2 separate regions of the Homo sapiens genome follow, and region 2 is linked to region 1. The links are chromatin contacts, found by Hi-C or POLR2A ChIA-PET in ENCODE. All regions are on one chromosome and are shown on one strand. Each heading gives the region's core, a stretch centred on a gene start or an enhancer-like site at or near the end of the contact. The rest is flanking DNA. Distances are from core to core; before and after follow the strand shown. Region 1 holds the start of GABBR1 (gamma-aminobutyric acid type B receptor subunit 1). Region 2 holds the start of HCG9 (HLA complex group 9).

The links. Hi-C counts contacts between places; a loop is a spot of excess contacts on that map. ChIA-PET counts read pairs that join two places held with the same protein, here RNA polymerase II (POLR2A). Pooled maps may share reads with other maps.
Region 2: a loop to region 1 is called in a map of ascending aorta, with 4 times the contacts of the local background. The contact joins the promoter of HCG9 here to the promoter of GABBR1 in region 1. A Hi-C loop is called at or near these places in 1 of 168 maps with a recorded cell type or tissue (ascending aorta) and 8 of 50 pooled maps. POLR2A ChIA-PET finds 5 or more read pairs at or near these places in 7 of 52 experiments (AG04450, CD4-positive, alpha-beta T cell, H1 and 3 more).

What each region holds. Positions count from the first base shown.
Region 1 is chr6:29,631,602-29,634,851 of GRCh38, forward strand. GABBR1 (gamma-aminobutyric acid type B receptor subunit 1) reads right to left here and starts at 1,582. Exons shown (of 23, transcript NM_001470.4): 1 at 1,249-1,582; 2 at 700-784. The coding sequence starts at 784.
Region 2 is chr6:29,973,115-29,976,364 of GRCh38, forward strand. It overlaps HCG9 (HLA complex group 9), which reads left to right and starts at 2,001. Exons shown (of 3, transcript NR_028032.1): 1 at 2,001-2,403. It also overlaps the pseudogene MICD. RefSeq lists enhancers at 1,778-2,428, 2,429-3,078.

The DNA of each region.
Region 1 (3,250 bases), core at 332-2,831:
AAGGGGTGAGTCGGGGAGGCATACAGAGAGGAATGGTGGGAAAGAGGAAAAGGCAGGCTCCCCAGTGGGAGGAAGGGGAGAGTAGGGCGTGGTCTGTGGGCAGGCTGGGGACAGAGGAAGAGGGATGGGGCACTAGAGGGTGGGAGTGGGGACAGGTACAGATCCCCTGGCTAAAGGACAGAGAGTAAAGGGCCAGGGTTAAAGCTGATGAGAGAACCCACAAGTGGGGAGGGAAGGGTGCTGGGTGGAGGTAAGAAAGAAAAGTAATTAAGAAATCATGAAGGGTATGATATGTGGGTGGAGCTTTTCTTTAAAAAAAAAGGCTAAATGAGGATATTCGAGTTGAATTAGGATAGGAGGATAAAGGGAGGCTAATAAGATCATCTGGACAGCAAAGTGGGACCAAGAAAAGGGAGTAATTGAGGTAGTAATGTGGGGCTGGGAAAGGGGATTGAGGCGGAGAAAATGCACAGGAAGGTGGTATAGTGTAGCAATGTGGGCAGAGAAAAGAGGTGCTGGATAGTAACGTGGGGTGACAGAAGGAGGTCAGCAGTAGTAAAGTCGGGCCGAGCAGAAGGGGTTGCCAGACCGGGATGATATGTGGGACTGATGGGATAGTGATGAGGACCAGAAATGAGGAGATGCAGGGAAAGGGAAGTGGAGCGAAGGAGGGCCGGAGGTCGTCGAAGAAGGATGCACCTTCTGAGGTGGCGTTGGGGGTCTGCGCCCCGCCCGCGCCCGGGGGGCGGAGGAAGAGTGGCGCCAGTAGCAGCAGCAGCAACATCTAAGTGAGAGGCGGCCATGAGGACTGGACCGAGCCCCGCCGGCGCGGCCCGCACCCGGAGACTACTCGACCTCTTGCCGGTTGCCTCGCAGGCTCCGACCGGGCTCAGCCTGGGGACCAAGAGAGCGCCCCGCGGAGGAGGCGGGGGCGGAGCCCCGCGCGGGGTGGGGGGAGAGGAGGAGAGAAAGCCTGTCCCCACCCTCCTCCTGCCTCCCTCGGCCCCCAACCCTCCCGGGACTCCACCTCTCACCACCTCCTCTCCCCCGGCCCCCGCGGCTCGCAGAAGCCTGGCTTACCCACGCTCCCGGCATCGGCCGCCTCAGCGCTCCCCGATTCCATCCCCGCGGTTCCTCCTCTCCCCCAGCCCCGCTTCCCCCAGCTGGGCCCTGCGCCCACTGCCCCCTCCCCCACCACGCCGCGCGCCCCCTCTCCGAGCCCTGCTAACCCGGGGCCCTGGCTCTTACCTCGGCGCGCGGGCCCGGCTCCCCGGCTCTCCCCGGGCCTCAAGGCCCCAGGCCCGGCCGCTCCTCCCCGCTCCCCCCTCCCTTCTCCTCCACCTTTCTCCTCCTCCCGTCCCTCCTCCCCTCGAATCCAGGCTCCAGCCTGGCCAGGGTCTCTCCCCTCCTCTCTCGCTTCCCCCAAACCCCACCCCTGTCTCTTCTTCCCCGGGGCGGCGGCAGCCACGGGAGCGGGGAGCGGGGAGCCGGGAGGGAAGGAGGCGGCGCCGGGGACCAGGGAGAGCTCCCGGGCGGAGGGAAGAAGGAGGGTGCAAGGGAAGGCAGGGCGGGGGGAAGAGAGGGGAAGACCGGGGAGAGGGCGCCTCCCACAACCCGAGCCCCGGGAGCCGCCCCGGATCCCAGCCCCGCCCTGGACCGCCCACAGCGCGGTGGGGCGGGCGGTGGAGAGGCGCGGGGCTGAGAGGTGGGGGAGAGGGAGGTGCCCTGGTGCACACGCACTCGTCGGGGGGCGCCGGTCACTGCCGAGGGACCTGCGGGCCAAACAACTGGAAGCTGGGGTGGGGGAGAGGGAACCCGAGCCAAAGGCAGAGGAGCTGGCGCTGAGACAGGGAGTCTGGGATGAAGGTGGAGAAAGACGGCTGCACAAAGAGAAGGCAGCCCTAGATCCGGGTGAGAGGAGAGAGGCAGAGGCAGATGCCCAGGAGAACTGCGACCGGAGGGCGAGAAAGAAGCCTGGGTCAGAAGGAGGTGGGGGAGGGGGACTGAGGACCACCTAAGCGCAAGAAGGGTTGGGTGTAGAAGAGATTTCTGGGAGACTAGAGCAGCTCCATGGTCCAGCAGCATTGCTACTCGCCTGCTCTGCAGGGAACGCGCAGAACGGATTGGAGGCAAAAAACAAAACAGGGAGGGGGACATCAAGGAGAGAAATTGAAGTACGAAGGGAGTAAAAGGACAAGAGAAAAGAACCTCAGGGTGGTTTAGAAGCCAGTATTACCTGATGTACTCCAGCAGAGCCTAGCAAACAGTATTTCTTGACCAAGGGCAAACTGGAAGCTCTAAAGACAGCAGGTACAGACCTTTTTGACGGCTCCAGAAGCTCTTGGCTATACCTTGAAGTGGAGGGGTGTGTGTGTGTGTGTGTGTGTGTGTGTGTGTGTGTGTGTGTGTGTGTGTTGTGCTGTTGTTGTTCGTAGGCCTGAGTTTGGGCTGGGAGAGGAAACAGTGGGCTCCTTGTTGGGGGGGACAAAAAAAAAGCTGCTTTCTGGCTGGTCCTAGGGGGAAAAATGGTAGGAAGAAACCAAACACTGAGAGACTGACTAGAATTGAGATTCTCAACCTCCAACCCTTTTTTACAATAAATATTTTGTAATGACACTTTTACTGTCCTAAATTGAGATTCATAGATGAGGCTCACGCCTGAAATCCCAGAACTTTGGGAGGCCGAGGCGGACTGATCACTTGAGCTCAGGAGTTTGAGACCAGCCTGGCCTGGCCAGCATGGCGAAACCCCATCTCTACTAAAAATAGAAAAATTAGCGTGGTGTGATGGTGTGCGCCTGTAATCCCAGCTGAGACACCAGAATCGCTTGAACCCGGGAGGCAGAGGTTGCAGTGAGCCAAGATCGCACCACTGCACTCCAGCCTGGGTGACAGAGCAAGACTCCATCTCAAACAAAAAGAAAGGGAAGGAGGGAGAGAAAGTCATAGATGATATAACCTACCTACATACACAACTTTAAACAGAAAGCAAAATGCTTCCCTTTCTGTAACGTAAAGGGGAAATGAAAGAAAAGTAACTTGCAATAAAATAACATAAACAGTATTTTAATGTGTGAGTGCCAAGGCCCGACTACCCTAGAAGTCCTGATGGAGTAAGCAGATGCTTCCACCTATTCACAGAACCACGGGGATGAAACTGCTACCAACACAGGCTGATCCAGGTGCTGAGTTGGTGACTCAACTACCTCCAGCATGTTGCCATCAATGAAGTGATTTAACAAAATGTTGA
Region 2 (3,250 bases), core at 751-3,250, 340 kb after region 1:
ACATTGGGAATAATCTTCATGACATAGGTTTTGACAACACTTTTATGGATATAACACCAAAGCACAGACAACAAAGAAAAAATTGATAAGTTGGACCCATCAAAATAAAAAAAATTGAGCATTAAAAAACACAATCTGCAGAGTGAAAAAGCAACCATTAGAATGGAAGAAAATATTTGCAAATCATTTATCTAATAAAAGATTAATATCCAGAATACATAAAGAATTCCTGTAACACAAACATAAGACTCAAAAAAACTATGTAGGCAAAGAATTTGAATAGCCAATTCTCCGAAGAAGACATACAAATGGCCAATAGACACATGAAAAGATGCTCAACATCTGTAGTTATTAGGGAAATGCAAATCAAAACTGCAATGGGCTACTACTTCACACCAATTAGGATGGCTATAATCAAATACACACACACACACACACGCACACACAGAGAGAGAGAGAGAGAGAGAGAGAGAAAGCAAGTTTGGCAAAGAGGTAGAGAAACTGGAACATTTGTGTAGTACATTGGGAAAGACAAAGTGGGGCACCTGCTATGGAAATCAGTGTGTTGCTTCCTCCAAAAACTAAAAAATTAATTACTATGTAATCCAGAAATTCTACATCTGGGTATTTACCCAAAAGAAATGAAAGCAGGAACATTAAAAAGATATTTGAACACTCATGTTCATAGCAGCATAATTCCCAATAACCAAATTCATAGAGACAGAAAGTAGAACCAGTGGTTCCAGGGGCCAGGGGGAAGGAGGAATGGGGAGCTACTGTTTAGTAGGCACAGAGTTTCAGGATGCACAAAAATGTGAATGTACTTAATGCCACTGAACTGTACACTTTTAAATGGTGAAAATAGTGAACTTTATATGTATATTTTACAACAATTAAACAACAAAAAAGAAATTGTCACCGCGTACCAAACAATAATATAGAATTAGAAAGAGGCTGGGGTCCTGGTCAGAGAGAAAAAAACCAAGGCCTGAGGAAGGGCCTTCAGAGAGGAGTGGTGCTGAAGGCGGAGCAGTCACACTCCAAAAGAGGGCTCAGGTTAGAAAACCCTCACAGGAGGAAGGTGGTGCTGGGAGAAGGCCCAGAGGAGGGGATGACCACAGCCCACTATGTGGTAAGTGAAGATTTTGGATATGAAGTCTAGGAACTGACAGCCCACCGGGGTCAAGGAACCGAAAGAGGATGAGGGTCAAGGAGCCGTTGGACTAGAGCCTGTTTTGGGTCTGGGTGGGGGTGAGGAGATGGGCAGGGCAAGGACTAAAGGGTGGCATGAGAAGGAAGTGGGGGTGACCCTGGGAGAACTTGGGGTAAAGTGAGAACAGGAAGGGAGGGGTTGTCTGGGGGAGGGTGGGGTTTGGGGAAGGTGAGAACTTGCTGAGGGCCGAAGGCAGCTGGTCAAGAGGTGGGAACAGCATAAGGTCCCAAGGCAGAGAGGGGCAGAGGGACCAGGGAGGGATGGTCCAGCACCTGAGGGTTTCAGGGTGGGGTCCTCAAGAGGGTGAGGCTGAGGATGAAGGAGTGGGGAACGGGTCACCTGAGGCAGGGCCCAGAGCAGGCATCTGCACTGGAGGGGAGGGGGCATCTGCGCTGCCCTGCGCCCTGCCTAAGGCCCAACTTTCATTAGCACCAGGGCTCCCCTTAAGTGGCCTGGAGGGGAGTGGGATGGAGGGAAGACTCCCCCGACAAAAGGCAGCACCAGAAAGTTAGGGTCAGGGACAGCTGGGAATGGAGAGGCATAGGGGCAGCACTGGGTGAAGGCTGCTTGTAGGAAAGGCCCATAAGGGAGGCAGGAGGGACGGGAGCAGGGGATGAGGGCAGAGGACACCCTACAAATGGATCAGAGAACTGCAGATAGAAAGGGGTAGCAGGGAGCAGGGAGGGCAACAGGACCCAGGGGGCCATGAGAAAGGAAGCTGAGGAAGTAGGAGGGAACTTGGTGTCCTTAGATCATTGGAGTCCACAGTAGCTGGGAGGGTTGACAGAGAGGAAAGAACCCTGGGAACGGGAGGCGAAGGGATAATGAGCTGGGGATGGGAGCAGTCGCAGGAAGAATCCTCTGCCTGGAGCCGGCAGGCTCCAACCCCTCAGCTTGAGAGTCAGGAGCCCCATAGTCCCCACAGCAATAGGAAGCACCAGCTCCTGGTCCCGAAAAAAGGAGGGCCCCAACTCCAGGGACTGCGGCCCGCCCTGGAGCTGAGAACACGCGGACTCCAGGGAGAGGACAGGGCTTCAGGGACCCGAGAGCCGCTCTGAGCACCGGGGGATGTGACTGCCTCAGCGGCAGAGCTGGAAGGGCCCTCGAATGCCATTCACAGGAACAGCCCAGGAACCCAGGGACTTCAGAAGGGCTGGTTTGTCCGAAAAGTGAGAGGAGGCGGAGGAGAGGTGAGGAGAGCAAGTGCAAGAAGAGACCAGAAAGTGCAGGGGGTGGGGGTGATGCGCGATCCCGAGGAGGACTGAAAAGAGACTGAAAAGCAGGGCTGAGGAGTGGCGGCAACCGGCAGCGTCCAGCTCCCGCACCTCGCTGCACATCGCACCTGAGCCCCGCCGCGACCGCATCGCGCTCGCTGCGACCCATTCAGACCCCCCAGAAACGCCAAGCCGCTCCCGCTCTAGCCGAGGGCTAGAACAATCCTGCCACCTCAGCCTCCTGAGTAGTTGGGACTACAAGCGAGTGCCACCACGTCCAGCTGTCATTTACCATCTGGTACCAACCCCCATTAGACAATGAACCATCCATGATCACGAACTGTGTCCCTTCCATCTTCGTCAGCTTTAGGAGCATTTTTTTTCCCAATGGAACTCCACCTATGATTACTAACCATTCCCCAGGACCCCTAGCCTACACTTTTCTGTAGATGAAAATGTCATACACCACAGAGTTTTAACAATTACTTAGTTTTCCCATCCACATTCACTGATTATTTATTTCGAGCATTATCATTTATTGAGCACAGCAGGGACTGGGGTCTTGTCCCCACCTTAGAGGGATTATTTACACTGCTAAAGGTCACAAGGGTAGTGAGGGGCAGAGAGGGAGATGGACCCAGCTCTCCTGACGCTGGTCCCAAGCTCTTCCCTCCACAGTGTCTACCCTCTCTCGAGGACTTTTTCTCCCTGCGGCAGTTCCAGCAAAGGATCTCATTCAGCTCACCCCCAAGAAGACTTTTAATACTTCAATGACGATGATACTAATAATAATATGCAAAGTTTGTTCCAACGCATTTAGAGG